5 separate regions of the Homo sapiens genome follow, and all the other regions are linked to region 1. Evidence: chromatin contacts called from ENCODE Hi-C or POLR2A ChIA-PET data. All regions are on one chromosome and are shown on one strand. Each heading gives the region's core, a stretch centred on a gene start or an enhancer-like site at or near the end of the contact. The rest is flanking DNA. Distances are from core to core; before and after follow the strand shown. Region 1 overlaps CASC15 (cancer susceptibility 15). Region 2 holds the start of E2F3 (E2F transcription factor 3). Region 3 overlaps CDKAL1 (CDKAL1 threonylcarbamoyladenosine tRNA methylthiotransferase). Region 4 holds the start of MBOAT1 (membrane bound glycerophospholipid O-acyltransferase 1). Region 5 overlaps CDKAL1 (CDKAL1 threonylcarbamoyladenosine tRNA methylthiotransferase).

Region 1 (4,424 bases), core at 1,541-4,040:
TTACCCAGGCTAGAGTGCAACGGCACAATATTGGCTCACTGAAACCTCTGCCTCCCGGGTTCAAGCAGTTCTCCTGCCTCCGCCTCCCAAGTAGCTAGGATTACAGGCGCCCACCACCATACCCACCTAATTTTTATATTTTTAGTAGAGACAGCGTTTCACCATGTTGGTCAGGCTGGTCTCGAACTCCTAACCTCAGGTGATCCACCTGCCTCGGCCTCCCACAGTGCTGAGATTACAGGCATGAGCCACCATGCTGGGCCGTGACATCATAATTTTACATGCCCATATTACTTTCATATTCATATTATTGACTCTCTACTGGTAAAGCTACATTGATGCAGAATATCAAACAGAACAGATTCAGCAATTTTTCCTGTGAAAAGTACATAGCAATGTGACCAGAGTCTTGTCCAGTACCTGGCACATAGAGGCACACAAATATTTGTTGAACTAATTAATCAATCACTAGTCTTTAACACTTTCTGCTAAGACATCATCTAGGAAAAAAAAGAAGAAAAGAAAAGAAAGAAACCTCTTTCCCTTCCTCGTCTTCACAAATATCTCTAGGTAACTTACAAGTATACTCCCAATATGCTATTTCCATGTTTGCCATTTTCTGTATTTAATGTGCAGGTAATACACTTGAATATTAGAAAATTATAACAACAGGCAAAATAAAGCCATTTAATTATTCTCTAATCACACAGCTGTAACAACTTTTAGATTTATATAAATCTCACAAACTGCTTATAATATATCTGCACATACTGAATGCATGAAACACTGATTTGTTAGTTTTTTAAAAAAACAGGGTCTTAGAGAAATCTACACCACTGCTTAATGCCTCACTTGGTATTTTATTGCATATTTCTACTATAATTTATTTGACCACTGTAATATTATTTAGACATTTCTAGCAAAATGTATCAAAAATAAATAAGTTTGCGATCAAGCATTCTTATAGCTAAATTTTTTACACATTTGATCACAGTCTGAGAAAAAATTTGCCTAGAAGCTGAACTGCTGAAACTGTAAGAATATTTTGTGGCTTTTGATTTTACATATCGTGAAATCACCTTTAGAGAGTATACAAAAAATTTCCCCCAAAATGGCAGGTTTTTTTCCTTACCCATAGTAATACTGGTTTTTATCATTATTCTCCAACTGAGTCAGTTTAGTAGTTTAAAAATATGTCTTGTTTTACTTTACATTGCTTAAAGAAAGGGTGATTGTTTCACATATGTAAATGCAAATAATATGTATAACATTTTGAAGTGTCAGCTCAAAGTAGATACTCATAACCAATAGCAGGTATTAGCAGCCTTGAGAGACTGGCCACTTTTTACAAAGCACAATATATATTGAAGTCTTAGTATTAACTGCCTCTGTATTTTTAAAATTAAGATTGCTCAAAACTTTTGTGAAAATTTTCTAAAGCTCAATACATATCAAGATGGTTCGACTTAGGATGAGATATGCATTTTTTTACTAGCCCCTTCACCTTGTCAGCAGATATTTTTAAATGTCTAGATATTGACATTCTCTCTTTATCTCATGGCCCACTTGAGTTTTGCTTTAAATTGGTGCCTGTGTTGATGCATGCACACACATATTTACATATACATATATGTGTGTACACAAACGTCTACTCTACATATGCAAACTCCACCTCCTGGGTTCAAGCGATTCTCCTGCCTTAGCCTCCCGAGTAGCTGGGATTACAGGCGTGTGCCACCACACCCAGCTAATTTTTGTATTTTTAGTAGGGACAGAGTTTCCCCACATTGGCCAGGCTGGTCTCAAACTCCTGACCTCAGGTGATCCGCCTGCCTCAGCCTCCTAAAGTGCTGGGATTACAGGCGTGAGCCACCACGCCCAGCCTTGTGTGGTTTTTTAAAACCACTCCATACATACACATTTGATAGATATTGATAGATATGTATACACACATATGCATACATACAGAGATTCAAGACCTTACATTTTCCCCCTTAGGCTTAGCAAATCAATTAATACTAATGTTTTCTTGTTTACTATTTTATTTCATTTATTTATTTATTTCTGAGACAGGGTCTCGCTCTGTTGCCCAGGCTGGAGTGCAGTGGCGCAACCATGGCTCACTGCAGTTTCGACCTCCCAGGCTTAAGGGATCCTTCCACCTCTGCCTCCAAGTAGCTGGGAGAACAAGGGGACACCACCACACAAGGCAAATTAAAAAATAAAAAATTCTTTTAGAGATGGTGTCTTTTAGAGATGTTGCCCAGGCTGATCTTGAACTCCTGGGCTCAAACAATCTTCCTGCTTCGGCCTCTCAAAGAGCTGGTATTATAGACCTGAGCCACCACACCCGGCCTCTTGTTTACTGTTTTAAAGGAGTAATCCCAGGGGTGTTCTCACTGCAAAACACCACTGAAAGAAAATAAAACACTATTTCTCCTGGATTCTTCTCCTCACCATTAAACAAGTGAGTAAACAGCAAAGAAGCCTACTTCAGAACTACCTGACCTGCTCACCCCACTGAGCTGCCAAGAGCTGCACCCACTGTGTCCCACAAGCATGACAGGCTCGGCTCTGCAGGGAATGGGCACAGCCCCACACAGTCATCGCAACCGACATCTGTGGGCAAGACGCCGAGGTACACCTCAATCACGTGTGCCTGTCACAGAACGCTCGCTCACGCACCTGCTTCAACCGTGTGAGCTCAGCCTGTGGGTTTTCCTTGATTGATGTTGGTGTAACTGCTTCACGCTCTCCGTGGGTGAAGGGAAGTGGGCTCTGCTCAGAGCAGTTTGTGGTGCTTCACACTTCCACTTGACATTACACAAGGAATAGCAAGTTACAGAGGGAGGCACACGCCTGCAGGCTCTCCACACCCTCACTGACGGATGGAGAAGGCATCGAACCTTAAAATAAAACAACAATGAAATAGGGGCTTTGAAAACCAGGAAACAAGCAGGCGAAGGAAGCATCTGTCTCTTTCACTCTGAGCCAACCCCAGATGAGTCACACGCGTGTGCGCGCACACACACACACACCATGCCCACCAGAGGACCACTGATTTCACCACCTCTAGGCCTTCGTAGAGGCTTTTAATGTTTCTTGACTAAGCAAATTTGTTCTTTGCCCAAACTACCACAATATTCATGAAATCATTCAGACCTAGAAAAAAAGAGAAAAAATGACTATTTGAGCAAATTTCACAACTTTCAACAAGGTTCAATCTACCCTAAGAAAAGGTTTCAATAAATTGTGCCCATGTGTATAACTTTTCAACTTTTTAACATTCATTTCTTATTTTCAAAGTAAATATTCAAGTCAGCTAAGTTACAACACCTGATTTTGGATCTTTGGAACCCCACAACTGCCATGCAAGTTCCCAGGCGAATGATCTGAAAAAACTCCACGGTCTTCAATTGCTCCCACACTTGGCTCTCCTTTTTGTTGCCTCTACTCCTCTGCTATGAGATTCGAGGCAATAACTACAATTTTAGAAAAAGTAAGAAAGCCTGATTATAAGAAAAATCAAAGAAAATATCTGCATATGTTAGAAAAGCATATGCAAAAGGAAAAAAATCCAGTTGGATGCCAAAACTTGTGTGGTTTTTAAAATTTTTATTTATTTATTCATTTTTGAGACAGAGCCTCACTCTGTTGCCCAGGCTGGAGGGCAGTGGCACCATCTCAGCTCACTGCAAAGTCCACCTCCTGGGTTCAAGCGATTCTCCCGCCTTAACCTCCCGAGTAGCTGGGATCACAGGTGTGTGCCACCACACCCAGCTAATTTTTGTATTTTTAGTAGGGACAGGGTTTCCCCACATTGGCCAGGCTGGTCTCAAACTCCTGACCTCAGGTGATCTGCCTGCCTCAGCCTCCTAAAGTGCTGGGATTACAGGCGTGAGCCACCGCGCCCAGCCTTGTGTGGTTTTTTAAAACCACTCCATACATCCCATTGGTGGACCCAGAGAAGTTCTAGCAAAAACCTAATTGTTGCTTTCATTTGAACTATGTGAAACTGTCTTTTTTTAACCCTTGAAATACTGACAATTTCAAGGGATTCACCTAAATATTTTCTCAGACTTACACATGCCACAATACTTTTGGTGATTAGGACAAAAGGTTTACAAAGGACAGAGAATCTTCATTCTCTGCATCTTCTCCTTTTCATCCACATTCTTTCCTCTTTTATTATTCACCTCCTTCACTCAAGTGGGCAGGAGCAGATGGAGGAAGGAATGGGAAGGGACCCTGAGCAATCACCTAGAACTGGACCTGGATTTCAGCCCAATTTTAGGTTCCAGAGGTAGTCCTATTCCTCCACTCATAAAAATGTCAAACAAACAAACAAACAAACAAACAAAAACCTAGGGCTCTGAAAACAGTATTTTATCTTCTCACATCTTCCCTTCCAGAGTCTTCTACTC
Region 2 (4,768 bases), core at 472-2,971, 1.7 Mb after region 1:
CCCCCTCCAGCGCCCCCTCCCGCCGCCGCCTCCTCCCCAGTCACAGGCGCGTCCTGCGCGCACGTGTGCGAAACGTCACCGGCGGGTCCCGGAGAGAGGGACAGACCCAGGCGGCGGGACGGGAACCCAGCTGCCCCCGCCCTCCGTCGCCGGGGGGCGGAGAGGGGGACAGGGCGGGGAAGGAAGGGGCAAGGGGAGAGGCGGGTCAAGGGCAGGCCCGGGGCCCGGCGAGGAAGGCCTGGGCGCTTGGGCCACGCGGGCGCCGCCGCTGCCACTGCCAGGATGCGCCCAGGCCAGAGCGCCAGCCCGCGAGCCCCTCACCCCAGACAGCCCACGCCCCAGTCCGCACCCGGCTTCCAGCCCCACCTCCCCCACGCCCGACTCCCCTCCACCTCCCCCAGCCCCTTTGTTGCCGGGAGTTACAGATCCTAAAATGTGTCAAGCGCAGCCCCGCCGATCCCCTGCGCTCCGAGCACGCCGCAGGGACCCCCGGCCGCCAACGAGCCTCCAAGGCCGACTGGGGGCTAGCACCCCAACAGTCCCCCGGTTTCAACCCCTCAGAGCCCCCCACACCCCAGTTCACTACTCCCTCCCCCACCCCCTTCTCCATCCGGGGCGTGACCCCTTCCTACGCCCGAGAAAGAGGAAGCTTCGAGTTGGAGGGGAAGGGAGAGTGGGGGTAGGGAAAAGTGCAGGAAAAGAAGGGGGGGCCGCGAAAAGTTTTGGAGTGTTTGATGTGGTTCGCGCCAAGGCAATCCCCGCCGCCCCGCGCGCCTGGCCGAGCCCCCCGACCCTCCTGGCGCCGGGAAGAGCACTCAGGTCTAACAATGAACCCTCGTTGGAGGGGCAGCCCCCGAGGCCCACGATGCTCGGCCCAGTGCTCTCCCCGAGCGGCCCGCAGCGCGCCCACGACCCCGCGCGGTGCGAGCCCACCTCCCGCCGGGGCTGGGGACGGTGGGGAGGGAGGGTATTACCGGAGGGCCGCCGCCGCCGCCGCTGCCGCCGCGTCCCAGCGCTGGTGGCTGCTGCAGCAGCCCGGCTCTGCTGGAGGGTCCGTGCGGCGTGGTGTAGAGGAGGCTGCCGGCGGTCTGCTCCGCGCCGGGGGCACTGGGGAGGAGGGGGCCGGCGGCTACGGCGCCGCTTTGGAGGGAGGAGGAACAGGAGGTGGTGGAAGTGTTCGTGGTGAGGATCTGGATGTACGCGCCCGGGGCGGCGGCAGCGGCGGCGGCGGCGGCGAAGCCGGGGCTGGCTAGCAGTGCCCTTTTGTCCATGGAGGCTGCAGCGGCGGCGGCGACGACAGCCGCCCCCTCCCCACCCCCGGCGGTCACCAGGTACTGCTCCAGAGCGGGCTGGATTCCCTTTCTCATCTCTCGCTCCTGCTCTTTTTAGTGTTATGGTATATTAATGTATTGTTTTCAATTTCTTTATTATTTGCAGTCGGAGTTTCCAAGTCTCTCCTCCTTCTCTCCTCCCCGCCCGGCGCTTCCGAGCCCCCTCTCTCTCTTTTCTTTTTATTTTTCCGCACCGCACAGGCCCCGGGGGCCAAAAATAATCGGGGCTCTGGAGAGAGGAGGGTCCCGGCCGCACGGATATCGGGCCCCAAGCGGGGATGGAGGCGTCGGGGGCGGCCGATGCAACGGATTGCGAGGCGGCGGCGGCAGCCCGGGTGCTGCGGCCGGCAGCTGAAAAATGGCTCCAGGAAGCTGCTGCTGACAATGAATGAAGGGATACGGTTTACGCGCCAAGGTCCTCCCGCGAAACTCGGATTTCCCGCCGGCTTTTCAAACCATATTTGCATATCCCCGCCCCTCAACCCGCCGAGGACCGTTCCCACAGCCCATTGGGCCGCTACCTCCTTACTTCAGTCCCAATCATGGAGCAGGGCCGCGACTTGCTGGTTTCCATTGGCTGCCGTGCATCATGGTTACCGGGGCGACAGGGACCCTATTTGCATAGGCCTCCTTGATTGGCTGGCAGAAGAGCAGTTTTTAGGGGGTGGGGCAAAGAATTTCCTTCTCTCCCACGGAAGACCACGCCTGGCCTAGGCTCCGCCCCTGTCCCCGCCCGCCCGCCGGGCCGGCGCTACTGACCTGGGCAGGGACTCCGCGCCCCGCAGACTCAGTGTAGATCTAGTCTAGAGCCCAAGTTTCGCTTTTGGAAATTGTCAAGGTGACTAAGGGAACACTCTTTCCTTTGACCAGTCAGTGCAATAAACGAACAGCGCAGGAGATTTTTCCAGATACGTGCCAAAGGCAAGTTGGACCATGCGGACGATGTCTGGCAGGTGCAAAAGGAGCCCTTTAAATCGTGGGCTTCTCCCTTCCTGAAATCCAACCAATGACGCGGCGAGAGCTGATCCCGAGGCCGGGGCTGATAGACAGAAGCATGTGGGCAGACAGAATCGTGGGGGCAGAAGGTTCAGCAGACGCGATTGCGGGCACCAGTTAACATTCCAGATCATTCCCGGTACCTTCATTATTAGCCTGGATAGGGGTAAAGTACAAATTAACTCTTTTGTCTTACAACGGATATTGGTTTGAATCCAGCAGACATTCCCTCTGGCCCAGAAACACCCAGGGCAGTTAATCAGGGCTAACCTAGAACTGATCTACGGGTTTCTAATCCGCCAAGCAGTAATCCGAAAAAGTACACGCTTCCCACGATGACGTCGTGCCCCCAACGAACGCAGGCACGCCCAGGCATCAGCACTTTATATCTTCAGTTTTGTAGGAAGTTCTCTGACTGGAAGCAAACACAACGACTCAAACCTATCCCAAAGTATTTTTAAAATAGTGTCTTTTTTTAAAAAGTAAACTAGAAATTGTCATCAGAAAAATATAAAATGATGTGTCAAACTGACTCCTGAATTTGTTCAAGTATTCATGGGTCTTAAAATTAAAGCTTGCTCCTGAGATTGAGCAGGAAAAGAGACCCCTGCAGGAATGTGGGGGAAGTTATGTATGTAGAGACTAGATCATAATTTATAGTTACGTGCAAAACAGCTGCAGAATTGGTGCTCATAGGTGATGAGGATTGCAACACCTTGAGCCCTTTCACAAGATTTTTATTACTATTATTAATTTCCCAAAACTCTTACTCAGAGTGCTATGAAACACCTGACAAGATGTGTCAGATCAGGCTAGGACTCCTTAATATTTTAGCCTTGTTACCTTTTCTGAAACAGATGAGTTAAAAGTTCCATTAAACCTTGCACCAGGCTCAGGAATATTTTAGTCTTGCATTCAGGCTAGTTGAGGATCCATAGCCCTAAACATTTGTCGACACTGGTAGAGGTGACACTATCTTTATTTTTTGAGACAGAGTCTTGCTGTTGTTGCCCAGGCTGGAGTGCCATGGCACGATCTCAGCTCACTGCAACCTCTGCCTCCTGGGTTCAAGCAATTCTTCTGCCTCAGCTTCCTGAGTAGCTGGGACTACAGGTACGTGCCACCACGCCCAGCTAATTTTTGTATTTTTAGTAGAGACAGGGTTTCATCATGTTGGCCAGGCTGGTCTTGAACTCCTGACCCTAGGAGATCCGCCTCCCTTGGCCTCCCAAAGTGCTGGGATTACAGGCATGAGCCACCGCGCCTGGCCAGAAGTGACACTATCTTTAGGGCAGATTAAGTGGTACTCAAAGGGCATGAGCTAGAAGTGTAATATACCAGCAGCTTCCCTGCTCTTGTTCCATCAATGTTGCTTTCCTCTATGGATATACCTGTGGAAGAAACTAGTACTGTCACTACTTGGATATTACCATCTGCAGAGCATCACTGGCAGCTTGCATTTGGTGGCAGTAGTGGGGGTTGTGAGGGAGGAGTGGTGCAACATACACAGTAATTATAGACCTGCGCCTTATGATTAGAGACCAGCCTGGGACTGGGGCTGTGCATAGAATCCTGGCTTGAGCTCCCCACAAGTGATTGCAATAAGATAAATACGACACAGCCACAAGAAAGCAAGTGTTCACACTCTAGACCCACACCTGCAATTCTGCTTTAGAAAGCTTTCAGATATTTATCATTCTACCTTACCCAAGTTTTTTTAATATAGGGTATTTGGTAGAGAAACAGATGTTTTGACACTTTATGTCTAGTGAACTCTAGGATGAGTAGGTGGAGAGAAGAGTTCAAAGAGAGAAGATAGTGGAAGATAAGATGCTGAAATCCAAGGTAGGCTATTAATTTGTGGAAGAGGTAGCATGTTTTAGCAGAAAGAATGAGCTTTGGAGTCAGAGTGATCTGGGTTTAAATTCTGGCTCTGCCATTTACTAGCTATATAGCTAGGGGTGGTGGCTCACGCCTGTAATCCCAGCACTTTGGGAGGCCAAGGAGGGCAGATCACCTGAGGCCAGGAGTTTGAGACCAGCCTGGCAAACATGGTGTAACCCCATCTCTACTGAAAATACAAATATTAGGCTGGACATGGTGGCTCACGCTTGTAATCCCAGCACTTTAGGAAGCCAAGGCGGGCGGATCACCTGAGGTCAGGAGTTCAAGACCAACCTGGCCAACATAGTGAAACTCCTTCTCTACTAAAAATACAAAAATTAGTCAGGCGTGGTGGCATGCACCTGTAATCCCAGCTACTCGGGAGGCTGAGGCAGGAGAATCACTTGGACCTGGGAGGCGGAGTTGCAGTGAGCCATGATCATGCCACTGCACTCCAGCCTGGGCAACAGAGCAAGACTCTGTCTCAAAAAATAAAAATAAAAAAGTCTGTTTTCTTATATGTCAAATGGAGACCCATATTTCGACACCCATATTGC
Region 3 (4,231 bases), core at 228-2,727, 1.5 Mb after region 1:
GCACTATGGACTAACAAGCATATTCAACCAACACAGAGGATCGAAATTAAAAAGCTATAACATATTAACATATCTAGGCCACACAGAAGGGTCATGAGGCAAGATCATCAGCATAAATTAGCACATTATTACAAGGCATCTAAAGGAACCAGGCAAAATCTGCATGACAGATCTTTCTTTCATAACGAATATATAATGCTATTTGATTGCATTTCTTTTAATCACAAGTATTATTTGGAGGGAAAATACTCGTAGTCTAATATCACATTTTACTACCTACCCAAAATTGGAATTATGGACAGCCAGGGTATGTATGGGGTTGGAGAGGGAAGCCTGTTAAAACCATTTTTGGGACACTTAACTATCTTTGTCCATTTGTCCAGAAACAAAGGGGTTTAAAAAAAAAATCACTGAGTGCATTTTTGCTTTTTCTAATTTTCCCACAAAAATCTGAAAGCATTAAATCATTTAGGAAAAAAGCCTTTGTTATTTACCAAACCCACAGAATTACACATCTACTAAAAGAGGTGAAATAGCAGTTCAGTTTGTTAATGAAGCCCTGTTTTTTCATCTCTACAGTAAGAATATCCTAAGACTACGGCCTCTAGGGTATTAAAGAGTCACAGTATCTTCTTTTTATTTTTTATGCTACTCATAGCTCACAGAACCACTGTCAAATACTGGAAGAAAATATCTATATGATAGTCTTTAGCTACTGGAACTGTTGCTGAATAATCAAATCCTCCTGTAATTATGCATTTTTAAACAATTCAGACAAATCGCATATGTAGCATATTACTAACATCAACAAACCCTGCTAGAAGAGTGAACATTTAAATATAAGCACATATACTCCCATGAACATAAAAACAAACCTCTAACTGCCAACTGTGCCTTCACTTCCCCCAAGCTATATACATTTAGTAACTGAGACAGTCATTTCAGAGTTAGGAGGATGGGTTTTTAACGGAAAAAAATGTAAACTTTCTTTCCAAGGCATGGTACCCTAAAAAGTGATTTTCAGAGAGAAATAAAAACTGAAACATACAAATTATATTGCCTCAAAATAGTCCCTACTTTTAAGTAAAGGAAACAGTAGAAGCACATCTGAAATTATTATATCTTGGACTTCTAAACTTACCCCCACAACAAAAGTAAAACATTTTATAATAGTAATGGAACTGTCTTGTGCTTTTTCACCCCTGTAAAAATCACTGACAAATGCTGTTCATTTAAAAATATATATATATATAGATAGCTTTGATGGGATAAAAAAATATCCTACTTGTATTCTCTTTCTAGGTCATAAACTACATTGGATGTAATAGGCTGTATAAATGAACAATCAGGAGGTTTCCGTCTAACTGTATGGGAAGTGTATTCACCACATCCTGCTATATAAATAACCCTCACTTCAAGTCAAATTCATATTATCTAATTTTTGCATTTCTCACCCAGAGAAGCTCTTCGCAGGACCTGGACCTAGATTCTCCTCTCATCACACAACTGTGAGTAGGAAATTCAAGCAATGAAAGGTTTTGCTACATTTTCAAAGGTACTTTTAAGATAAAATAACTTTCTAAAATGAATAAACCTGGGCAGTGTGACCTAAAAGCCACATAAATAATTTATTTGTGGCTGTCATGTTTTAATCACTGGACTGTTTTCAGAGGCTTAAAAAATTTAATGGTTTTTGTTATACAAAAGCAACTAGGTTTTCCATGAAACATTAGCTGTCACATTAATACAAGGTTTTATCATTAATTACAATGGATCACACAGGAGTTTATATCTACAAAATGATTGTTAAATATCTGAATTTCCAAACCATTTCAAAATAAAAATGAAACCTGGTCCTAGTAAACTTTACATGAATTAAAGATCCATTTACAAAACAGAAAATTAAATGTAAAAAAATAACCTCAATTTAAAACATTTGTAGATAAAACATTCAACACACTTTTTCATCAAAAAATGCAAATTAAAATATTAAACATAGGTAAACAGTGCCATCTTTTGGTATATTTAGGAACTGAGCTAAATTGTACAAAAACATCTTTAACAGATGAAAGGTGAGTAGAGCAAAGAATTCAAAAACCATCAGTTTATCATTTTATAACATTTAAGCTTTATAAATATATTAGCTTTTTTGGAGATGGGGTCTTGCTATGTTGCACAGGACAGACTCAAATTCCTGGCCTCAGGTAATTCACCTGTCTCAGCCTCCTGAGTAGCTAGCATTACAGGCACAAGTACCAAGCAGGCTATTTTTAAACTTATAAATATTTCCAAAAACATATTACCTCACATTTGTTTTCACTTCAATTTCATGAGATTAATAGAGCATCATTACATTTTAAAGACACTGAGGCTCAGAACATTTTAGTAATTGATCCCAAAATCCCTCAGTTAAAAATGATTGAGCCATCGCTGGCTTAAAATTGCTCGTTTTTACATTCCAACATTAATTCATTAAGCTTAGATAATGAGCCAAGTTATATAATTATTCTGTATTATAAGCAATGAACAAATTTTTATATTAGTTAAGATTCTGTAAAAATCGTTTGATTGCTTTTAGTATTTTTTGTATAATTTGGAAAGGAAAAGATACTTATGTTTATTAAATGAAGAATACACATTGACTACATTCACACAGCTGCTTACACTTCACAAATGCAAAAACTTTTAATCCAATATAGTATTCTTCATATCTCTATGTTAATGAGAAAAAAAAAAAGCCCTCGTTGGCTAGGTGTGGTGGCTCATGCCTGTAATCCCAGTGACTAGGGAATTTGAGATGGGAGGATCAGTTGAGGTCAGGAGTTCAAGACCAGACTGGGCAACACAGTGAGACACCATCTCTATAAAACTAAAAAAAAATTAACAAAAATATTTTTAAAAGCCCTTGTTTATGGCTTGCACATGATTTTACACCACAATATAAAAAGCCGTTACAAATGGAAATGATAAGCTTCAAATACTCTCCCTAAAGCTTCTCTGGCTTAATTTTGATCTTAGATGTGTCCATATACCATTTTCAATGTCTTCCACTTTTGTATTGTTCAGTGATTTTCTGAATAGTTTTATTAAGCCATAACATTTATTCCAGAACACTCTCACAATTCCTTCATTTTTGTAAGCTAGCTAATAATGAACTTCCTCATGGAGAGAAAAAAAATATTCTCAATGATCTATCTTTATCTTTGATTCACTTGTTACTAAGAATTTTACTCAAACTGCAATCATTAGTTCTTTACACAGCAGACTTGAAGATCATGGTTAAAACACAATCATTCCATCTTATATCATATAGCAATTCAATTAAAAAGAACATCAGAAAAAAGACAAGTCAATAAGATCACCAAAAAGGCTACTGAAAACACTGCTGAAGGAGTGAAAGCAGAGAAAGAGTCAATGGGATGAGCCATAAGCACTACATCTTCTGTCAAATGGAACTAGGTGATCAAAAACAATTAGACACTAACTCAGAAATGTAGTTACTTCACCCATTAGGCCTTACCTCTTGTCTACCGTATATTCAAGAAAAAGCACCGTATAGGACATGAGAATTGATAAACTTAGCTGTCTCTAAGTATGATTTGCCGGGAAAGATTGAAATAACATGCTAACAATGAATTTTTTTTTTTTTTTAAGATGGAGTCTCACTCTATTGCCCAGGCTGGAGTGTAGTGGCATGATCTTGGCTCACTGCAGCCTCCACCTTCCAGGTCAAAGCAATTCTTCTGCCTCAGCCTCCCGAGTAGCTGGGATTACAGGCGCCCACCACCATAGCCGATTAATTTTTTTTGTATTTTCAGTAGGGACGAGGTTTCACCATGTTGGTCAGGCTCTTCTGGAACTCCTAACCTCAAGTGATCCGCCCACCTCAGCCTGGGATTACAGGCGTGAGCCACCAGGCCTGACCAACAGTGAATTTTTTGATGGATTTAATTTCATCCCCAGGCTCTCCTTTTTTCATCTTTAGTAGGGCTGGATGCTGTCTACCCTCAAGAGTAAATAGCATTCCAGATCTTCTCCAGAGACTCTAAATTTCCTTTCCTTATTTCTGAGTGGATGGAAATCCCATTTTGAAGGCCCTTATTATTTCTCTCTTCATTATTCCATGGGTAGAAAAGAAAAAAAACAAAGAGAATGCCACTCTCATTCCCACCCTTACAATATGCCTCTTTACCAACCGTTGCAAATAACTCAAGTGAATACAAGTAATACT
Region 4 (4,814 bases), core at 2,226-4,725, 1.9 Mb after region 1:
TTTGAATAAAAATTGAGATGACATGATAATACAAATGATAATAACACCTGCCCTTCCAACTTCATAGAGTTGTTGGGAGGATCAAAGGGGATAAGTGAGTGTGCTCTGTGAATATATAGTATCATTACATTAATATGTAGTATTATTAAAATGGTAATTCTTTTTTTACATGGGTTATATCATTTCAGATGGCTTAAATTTAGTTTTATTGGTGATTGTTTTTGGTTGAATATAGACTGAAGGTATCATTAGAGTTTTATCTCCTTGAGGGATTATACCTTTGTAAACTTTGAGGATGTATTTAATTCAGTTTTGTTCTTTGATTATCAGTTATGTTGTTTGATTTGATTTGGTATGTGAAGTAGGAAGAATGGAAAGTGCCTCTGAATATCCATGATAGAATGGCATGGAGTTTATCTACTTAAAATCAGAATACTTCACTTCTTTAGGAACTCCTTAGGCACTCTGCCAAAGCCTAGTGACTCTACAGCAGTTTGTAGAGTTTTTATTAGTCCATGGTAACATGCAGCCCTTCCCAATATGCTAGAATCTTTTTCAGGTTTTTTTGTGCCTGGCTTTAATTTTTTGACCTGTCTTCAGGATGTGCAGTGGATCTCCTGGATAATGTCACATTCTGAGCATGGTTCCATAGGGAAGATTCATAAAACTGACCTTGATATCAAGCCTCACTCTACTGCAAATAGAAAACAGGAGAGACAGCGTGTCTGTGGCATCACCCCTACCACCTCATTTTGAATGGTAAATGTAATGTCTCGTCTACAAAAATGACAAGGTTGTATCAGGTGTGTGGGCTGGCCTCTTGATAAAGAGAAAAATACTATGTTTTAGAGGAGGCAATGCATAATGAATAAAGAGCCCAGGCTCTGGAATCAGACAGACACATTTTACTTAACCTCCCTAAATACAACCAAGTCACTTAAGCTCCCTTAACCCCAGGTTTCACATCTATAAAATAGATTCTTATAACTACCACAGGATTATTAGCACTGGTAAATGAAACAGCTTTTGTAAAGTGATTTCTAACATATGATAATAATTATTGTGAACCTACAGTTGACAGAGGATGGAAATAGAGATACTGATGAAGGAAAAGAGCAATGTGTCCATGGTGCCGCTGTTATACATCTTGGACTCATATAAACAACTTCTTCAAAGTGTGTTTCATTCATCTGTAGTGTAACAGAGCTACTCTCTTGGTTCTGAGTTATCCAACAGTAGTATTTTTTTTTGCATTAATTGTACTACAGTATCAAGAGAAAAGAACTATTAAGTTCTGTGACATTTTGTTTATAAGCTCTAACCATAGTTACTACATTTTTATTTTTATTTTTTTTTTTGATGGAGTCTTGCTCTGTTAGCCAGACTGGAGTCCAGTGGCGTGATCTCTGCTCACTGAAACCTCCGTCCCCTGGGTTCAGGCGATTCTCCTGCCTCAGCTTCCCAAGTAGCTGGGATTACAGGTGCCTGCCACCACACCTGGCTAATTTTTGTTTTTTGGTAGAGATGGGGTTTCACCATGTTGGCCAGGCTGGTCTCGAACTCCTGACCTCAGGTGATCTGCCCGCCTCGGCCTCCCAAAATGCTGGGATTACAGGCATAAGCCACCGCACCCGGCCATTTTTAAAAGAAAAATTTAGACTAGGTTATGAACTGTGTTTTGTTAGGGAGAAAAAAACCTGTGTAAGGCTAATACATGTATATATTTTACATATACATATATACATATGTATATATCAAACCTGTGTTATATATATATATAAAAACTGTGTAATATATGTATATATAAACCTGTGTAAGGCTAATATATGTACATATAAAACTTTACATATATAAATATATTTATATATGATTATATAAATTAATATATTTATAATAAATATATATACACACGCACACACACACACATATATATATATGGCCTATGTGAGGACTATTCTTTGAAGTCTAAAAGGCATAGCTTTGTGAAAATTATAAAGGGTCTGAGGCACTTGCTCCAGAAATACTTCCCAAACTGACCTACTTCTGTTTTCCAGCAACTCATATCTGAGTGTTGATTTTTTTTTCCTTTTAAACAAAGCTCCGTCTGCTCTCATATACCTCACTTCAGCTGTCATCTAGCTCCAGATAAGATGAATGTTGCTCCAATGCTGGTCATTTTCCAGGACTCTATGATATTAAATGAACCTATCTAGCCTAGTGATCCTCAAGTATATGCCTGTGTGCGTGTGTGCATGTGTCTGTCTGTCTGTAGTGTGGGTTTGCTTGTGAGTGGTAGAGATTATCATCTGGTGGTGACATCTCCATTCGGTTAGCTTGTGGGAGTGGTGGTACAGACTTTTTTTTTTCCTCCTCCACAGGGGACATAGGTTGAGAAACTCTGGCCTGGCAATTTAATGCTCAGTGCAGTTTGATGGTGATAAAACTCCTGAAGAAGGCAAGAGTGAGGCCTGAGTCTTGGAGAGTAAGTTGTTGCCAGTGCCTGACAGGCCTTCGGTTTAATTTGAAGCTGGAGGCCACATTGATAAAGTCGGCCCCGAAAGTCATTGCCTGTCTGATCGAATGCCGGTTTACCCAGCGGAGGCTGGGGGCCACGTGAGCTCACTTTCTTTGGTTTTCTACCCAGCAGCCCAGAATATTACCTTCCTGAAACCCTTTTTCATCAGCTAGCGATTCCTGAAAAGGATCTTCAAGATTTTTATGTTTCTCAGAACCTAGCAATAACTTGGAAAAGTTTTCCAAGTAACATTGATGTGTGGGTGTTCGGGGGCAGACAAGTTAAGGAGCAAGGCACCCTTTTTGAGGACCCGTGGCATGCAAATGACTTATCAGAATGCACATAGTATGACAGTAAACACCGTTTCTTACAGAGGTGAAATAACTCTCACTCCACAGAGACGGAAGTGACCCGAAGCTAGCAGTCCCCTGTATTTGCTTGTGTGACACCGAACATGTCAGATCAGGGTGTAGGAAACTATGCCTAGCGCAGAGGAGGGTAAAGGAAGTAGGGAGTCTGGTGGCTGCGGCGCTCCAGCTTCCAGCCACCGGCAGAGGAACCCTCTACGGCTTGAAAGGGAAACGCAGCCACTCAGCCGCTTCGACTGCGGCGGCGAAACCAAAACAGGGTGGGGCGGGGTGGGTGGTGCTCTCTAGTGGAAGGCGCCCGCTGGGTGAGGTCGTTTTGTCTGGCGGGGGGCTAGGACGGTCAGCCCGGGAGGAGGAAAGGCGCGTCCCGCCTCCAGCTGCAGGGCCAGGCGGCGGCGCCCGCTGGCGTCGCTTTCCCTCTCCCGGTCGGCCTCGGTGCAGGCCAGGCTGGGCGGGCCGGGCGGCGCTTGGGGGCCGGGCTCGGAGTCCCCACTTTTCCTCCCTCCTTCCCTCCTCTCGGGGCCGTCCCGAGCGGCCGGGCCAATGGGCGCGGAGAGGAAGGGAGCGGGAAGCGGGGCGCCTTGGGCCCGGCCCTCCTACGGCGCCCGTGGCTGCAGCGCCAGCGCCAAAGCCAAGTTTGCGCCTCGAGAGTTTGCGCCTCGAGAGTTTGCGCCGGTTCGCATTCCCCGGCCTCCCGTTCGCTCCCCCGCGAACCAGGCGGCCGTGCGCCTCTCGGGGCAACCACCCAAGAGCACCCGGGCGGGAGGACGCCGAGCAGGGGGTGTTGCGGGCTGGGACAGGGGCAGCCACCTCCCGAAGATGCAGGATGGCAGCAGAGCCGCAGCCGTCCAGCCTTTCCTACCGCACCACGGGCTCCACCTACCTGCACCCGCTCAGCGAGCTCCTGGGCATCCCGCTGGACCAGGTAACTGCAGGCCGGGAGCGCAGCGACCCCAGCTCCCCAGCGATCGCGTGCACGGGGCGGGCGAAAGTGTTAGCCACCGTCCCTCCGCCTCCATGGCGTATTTTACAGCCACACACTAGACAGTTGGTTTTTGTGTGTGTGTGTGTGTGTGTGTGTGTGTGTGTGTTTTCCCTTCTTGAGTTGGTGTTAGTGTTTTTCTCCTTGTAAGTGTGAAAAAATATTGGTACAGCCTGCGCGGCAAGTTCTACTGAACTTTTTTTTCTTTAAGTTTGGGATTGCCTCGTTTCCTGTAATCAAGTTCTGAAGTAGTCTGATACATGAAACCAGTGTTTCTTTCATCAGTGTCCTCAAGTCGTTATTGTTTTTAATTTAGATGACCCTACTTAAAAAACAAGCGCGATGAATCTGTAGACGGTAGTCTATAGATTTTGAATGCAGGACCTGGGTTTTAGACTTCTGAGGCGAGGCTTGTTCAGGGGTGACAGTTATTTTGTACCGTGTGTGATGCGGGACACACAAGGACACTTTGGTTTTCCCAGGGTTCGGTTGGCTCATATGCCTGGGGCTGGAGCTTCTGAGTAGGACAGGTTAGGGGGAGGAGAGGGGCCCCAGTGAAGTTATTTGAACTGTCCAGGAATTATCTACAACCATTAAAATTAAAAATGGCAACAACAGTGATTCCTGGCAAGAAACCTTCCTGAAGATGAAGCCCGTCTTACTCATTTCCTTGTCTCTTCAGGTGCTGCAGGCTAGATCTGCGGGATACTTAGTAGTGACCCAATCAGTAAATGTTGATTTAAATAGAATTGGGCAGGGCATGCTGGGGGAGGACCCACTGCGCTCCTGTTTTGTTTCATGCTTTTTTGCCTGGTTTTCTTCCCCTTCCTCTCACCAGTGCTCCTTTTCCTTTCCTTTTAACAAGAGCACACCTGCTGCCCTTTGCGCACACCCCTTCAGCAATGAGAAAGTGAGACCTGGACATTTGCCTTATTCGGGTCCTGTTTAC
Region 5 (4,360 bases), core at 1,023-3,522, 1.2 Mb after region 1:
CCACACAGAATAGGAACCAGAAGTGTGGGAATCAGGGATAATTTTTAGAACCAAAGAGGTCAGAAAAGTCAGAGGAGAGCACAAGTGAGAAATGCAGGAAATCCAGCAAGGACAGGAAAGAAATTGCCAATATCAAGTGACAAAGGAGAACAAGGTTTAAATTCCAGACTAGCAGGCAGAGACAACAGTCAGCCTGACCCCAGGATACAACACATATTTGCTTCCTGAATGAATCTTTGAATCTCTAGTTCTTCATCTATAAAAGTGGAAATAATGATAATCCAAAAAGGTTGTATTGAAAAGTTAAACAACATAAAAACTGTTGAAGTGACTATTACATAACAGGCGGGAGATATTATATATTGAGAGTGGTTTTTTAACCATCTGAGAGCAGTGCTGAAACCAGCAGGTGTACTCTACTCCTCCTGACCAGGGAAGACCAAGACTTCAAAACTAACTAGAGACTCTTACTGCCTCTTCCTCACTCTACCAAAGTGGCTTTGCCCCTTTGGGGCAGCCTGACTTTGTCACTGGTACTAGAGGTTTTGTGGGTTCTCTACAGAAATGCAAAGAGTCCACCTGTACATCAGTCCTAGGGACTAGGCAGGTATTTCTATATCCTTTTGGTACAATCACCAATGGGGAATACTTCTTTTATTTATTTATTATTTTTTTCTTTTTTTTTTAATGAGATAGAATCTTGCTCTGTCACCCAGGCTGGAGTGCAATGGTGCGATCTCGGCTCACTGCAACCTCTGCCTCTCAGGTTCAAGTGATTCTCCTGCCTCAGCCTCCCGAGTAGCTGGGATTACAGGCGCCCGCCACCATGCCTGACTAATTTTTGTATTTTTAGTATAGAGAGGGTTTCACCATGTTGGCCAGGCTGGTCTTGAACCCCTGACCTCAGGTGATCCGCCCACGTTGGCCTCGCAAAGTGCTGGGATTACAGGCGTGAGCCACCATGCCCTGCCGAAGGGGGATATTTCTTTAAAATCTGATAGAGTTGCTATGGTTAGCTATTTATTTATTTATGAGACAGAGTCTTGCTCTGTCACCCAGGCTGGAGTGCAGTGGCATGATCTCAGCTCACTGCAACCTCCGCCCACTCCCCGAGTTCAAGCGCCTCAGCCTCCTGAATAGCTGGGATTACAGGCATGCATCACCACACCCGGCTAATTTTTTATGTTTTTGGTAGACACGGGGTTTCACCATGTTGGCCAGGCTGGTCTTGAACTCCTGATCTCAAGTGATCCGCCGGCCTCCGCCCCTCAAAGTGCTGGGATTACAGGCGTGAGCCACTGCACCTGGCCGCTAAGGTTGGCTTTAAAGATTTACTGATTTACTTAACACTTGAAGGAGTTCAGGACAATAATACCGCATGTAGGAAAAAAGGCAGGGTAGGTTCTGTGACAGGTAAGCAAAGCCTATGGGCGAGGGGAGAGAGGAGCTTATTAGGTACGAACAGATAAGAAATTCGATCTTGTTGTTCCCAGTTACTATCTAAAGCCTGGGTCTCCACTCCATTCCACCAGCAAAATTTTACTGAGAATCTGTATGTATGAGACACTTAATGGTATACAGATAAAATCATCTTACAGTCTAGTAGGGGCGACAAGACATAACACAAATAAGTATAATACAAAGTGCAAAACAGTAAAATACCATTAAATACCACAGTATTGCCAAGAAGGAAGAAATTCCTCCTGGTAGGAGAAATTAGAGCAAGTTTCAAAACTAATGTGGTAATTTTGAGCTCATCCTGAACGAAAGAAATAGGGTCAGCAAAGACCCATCATCTTTGTAGGAAAGCTTGAGACACATACGGAAAAGTATAAGTAAGTGCATTTGACAGGAGCAGCAGGAAGTGGGGTGGTTAGGGCTAAGGCTAGAAATAGAGACCACAGATGGCCAAAATTCCCAGCCTAAGGGGCTAGGATTATAACCATACAAAGCCAACTACAGACATTTTAAGCAGTCAAGGGCCAAGTCAAAACAGGATAAGAGGTTCTGCTTCTAGGAGAAGGAGGACATAATTCAGAGCTACCCTAATGCACAAGTTTAAAACAAGGACTAAGTCATGAGTCATGTGTGCATGAGTAAGAGTAAGAAATGAACACAGAACTAATTTCGGGTCACAAACAAGTTTTCTGAGTTCATACTGAACTACAGCTGAGGAAGCAGAGTCAAGGGCCAGCTGCGGTAATACACAGTGAGTCACTAGTAAATCAGTGACACAGGTCTCAGCCCCAGGGCAGTGACCTCAGACTGGCCCGCATAATGGTCAGATAGGTATACCTTGGTCCTAGTCAGCCTGTGAGGACACCTGAAGTTTCTGTGAAAACAGGAACAGGACAGCAAGTTTGGACAAAGTGAGGATCTGAAAACTCCAAGGATACTTTCAAGATATTAGGCTAAAAATCCCTAAATCTCATCAGATATTAGATGGCAAAGACTTGTAGATGACGTTCACAAATCTGTCCAGGTCAGAATCACCATGCTTATTTAACAGTTGAGGTGTTTTCATATCCCTCAGTCGTAATTGCTATTATGAACATATTTTTTGTAAAGTGCTCCACATTTTACAACACTGCCTGCAGGAATGCTTCCCTAACCACAAAAGTCTTTCCCATCACAATGTAAATGCTTATTGATTCCACCGTATTCACAGCAGTCTACAGCATCCTCCATTTAGAATATAAGCTTCAGAAGGCCAGAATTGGAACCATCATCACCAGACCTTCCAATACACAGCACATACTATGTGTTAAATAAAAGTGTTGATTGAACAAGTGTATTGACTTTTTAGCTGGTTCTAGTTAGCATTTAAATTTATAATATGTAGAAGACTAATTTGTAATAAAAAGACTGACAATAAAAAGTAAGAGAGGAGATAGGTAGCTCTGTGTGTACGTGTGTGTGTGTATATCATAAAGGAATTAGCCAACCTTTTAACTAGTTGTTTTTCATTAATTAAAGGCACTAAAGCAAATACTCAAAAGAAAACTATCCTCACCAATGTGAGGAAAGAAAACAAAATGTTTAATGATTACACACTGAATTCTACGCCTGCCTGTTACAAGTGGCTAAGAAGCAACAGAATTTGCATTCATATCTAGGTCTGCCTGACTTCAAAATTCATATTCTTTCCAAGAAATCCCTGTCTCCTGCATGCTCAAAATAAAAGTTTTAGGAATAAAAAAGTACACAAAGAAAAAATATTAACGAATTTAATCCTTAGAATGAAGCATTAATCCCATCAATGCACAAATGCTGTCATTTTGCCTAAAATATGTCCACTACATAAGAGACAATTGCCAAAGAAGGTTTTGGGGATTTTTTCCTCCAAGGCTGACTCCACACTCAACAGTAGTGGCACCCTGAATGTCCTGTCATGTTAGCAGCAAGCAGTAGTAATCTATCCTCCGCATTTGTACTGACGGCATCTTTAGAGAAAGTACACCCTTACATCCTGCCCCAAGTGAAAGAATCTGCTGCTTAAAGTTGCAGTGACTTTTCTAATCCCCAGTCCAGCTCTGCCAGTTTTAAACTACAGGTTCTTATATTTATCAGCAGAAACCCACCAGGGTGCTCAGATCCTGAGTCAGCTTCAAAAACCCCAGCAGCAGCTGGTAAAAATGGAATGCTAATTCATTACAGATGGTAAAACACTGCCTACATTTTAATTTATTTACATTTTCAGAAATTTTGAATCTGCAGTTAGATTGCCAAATTATTTTAACATGTAAGTTTAGCCTTTTTCAATTCGGTCTGTGCTTAATAAAAATTAATGTTTATCTGTTAAAAATTCTTTCAACAAGCCCAATTAGTCCTATGTTCCCACAGTTTATATTTTTAAAGCTATTTAAGCTAGTAAGCCTTTTTTTCAATTTCTTATTATACAAATCACACACAGAGTCAGGACAAAACTGGGTCTAAATCATACCAAAATGTTTCAAATAGATCTATTATATATGAGGATAATTTTCAGTAGCTTTGTATTTTCCACAATTGCCATGTTTAGTAATGTGAAACTAATAAATTAATAAATTGTAAGATTATTAAATAGCTTTACAGACCCTATTTTTTTTCATTAGTGAAGGTAATAGAGACAGAGAACACATTATTACTTAATTTTTAAAAGCCAAGGGAACAGAGAAAGGATATACCCAAATTAAATGCTTACAGCGCTGCTGCCCTCTCCTGGAATCAATCTTCCAACCCCCCTCCCCACATCTCAGAGACAATGGTGAACATGAAATATTATAACTGTACATACTGAAACATTTTATAAGAGTGGGAAGCACTATTTTTTTTCTTTTATCAATTCAAAGGTCTACAAAGATACAGAATGATCAAGTCA

The links. Hi-C counts contacts between places; a loop is a spot of excess contacts on that map. ChIA-PET counts read pairs that join two places held with the same protein, here RNA polymerase II (POLR2A). Pooled maps may share reads with other maps.
Region 2: a loop to region 1 is called in a pooled map, with 5 times the contacts of the local background. The contact joins the promoter of E2F3 here to the enhancer-like site in region 1. A Hi-C loop is called at or near these places in 4 of 37 single-sample maps with no recorded cell type and 4 of 50 pooled maps.
Region 3: a loop to region 1 is called in a pooled map, with 4 times the contacts of the local background. The contact joins two enhancer-like sites. A Hi-C loop is called at or near these places in 5 of 37 single-sample maps with no recorded cell type and 3 of 50 pooled maps.
Region 4: a pooled map shows a loop between it and region 1 (5-fold over the local background). The contact joins the promoter of MBOAT1 here to the enhancer-like site in region 1. A Hi-C loop is called at or near these places in 4 of 37 single-sample maps with no recorded cell type and 7 of 50 pooled maps. POLR2A ChIA-PET finds 5 or more read pairs at or near these places in 1 of 52 experiments (activated T-cell).
Region 5: a map with no recorded cell type shows a loop between it and region 1 (10-fold over the local background). The contact joins two enhancer-like sites. A Hi-C loop is called at or near these places in 4 of 37 single-sample maps with no recorded cell type and 3 of 50 pooled maps.

What each region holds. Positions count from the first base shown.
Region 1 is chr6:22,061,502-22,065,925 of GRCh38, reverse strand. All of the region lies in intron 8 of CASC15 (cancer susceptibility 15), which reads right to left. Among named protein-coding and RNA genes, the nearest start is that of NBAT1, 83 kb to the left of the region's middle. Within about 2 kb of position 2,790, at least 3 of the 41 ENCODE cell types and tissues checked have a DNase peak (open chromatin) inside an H3K27ac peak, as active enhancers do.
Region 2 is chr6:20,398,832-20,403,599 of GRCh38, reverse strand. E2F3 (E2F transcription factor 3) reads right to left here and starts at 1,721. Exons shown (of 7, transcript NM_001949.5): 1 at 975-1,721. The coding sequence starts at 1,367. LOC124901482 reads left to right here and starts at 828. Exons shown (of 3, transcript XM_047419652.1): 1 at 828-1,175; 2 at 1,220-1,331; 3 at 1,438-2,859. The coding sequence starts at 828. The coding sequence ends at 2,045. RefSeq lists silencers at 1-386, 587-1,056, 1,907-2,146 and an enhancer at 1,284-1,808.
Region 3 is chr6:20,562,162-20,566,392 of GRCh38, reverse strand. All of the region lies in intron 4 of CDKAL1 (CDKAL1 threonylcarbamoyladenosine tRNA methylthiotransferase), which reads right to left. Among named protein-coding and RNA genes, the nearest start is that of CDKAL1, 30 kb to the right of the region's middle. Within about 2 kb of position 1,477, at least 4 of the 41 ENCODE cell types and tissues checked have a DNase peak (open chromatin) inside an H3K27ac peak, as active enhancers do.
Region 4 is chr6:20,211,130-20,215,943 of GRCh38, reverse strand. It overlaps MBOAT1 (membrane bound glycerophospholipid O-acyltransferase 1), which reads left to right and starts at 3,475. Exons shown (of 13, transcript NM_001080480.3): 1 at 3,475-3,808. The coding sequence starts at 3,710. RefSeq lists an enhancer at 2,447-2,947 and a silencer at 3,130-3,669.
Region 5 is chr6:20,875,408-20,879,767 of GRCh38, reverse strand. The region is part of intron 9 of CDKAL1 (CDKAL1 threonylcarbamoyladenosine tRNA methylthiotransferase); the gene reads right to left. Among named protein-coding and RNA genes, the nearest start is that of CDKAL1, 340 kb to the right of the region's middle. RefSeq lists enhancers at 1,915-2,144, 1,488-2,687. Within about 2 kb of position 2,272, at least 17 of the 41 ENCODE cell types and tissues checked have a DNase peak (open chromatin) inside an H3K27ac peak, as active enhancers do.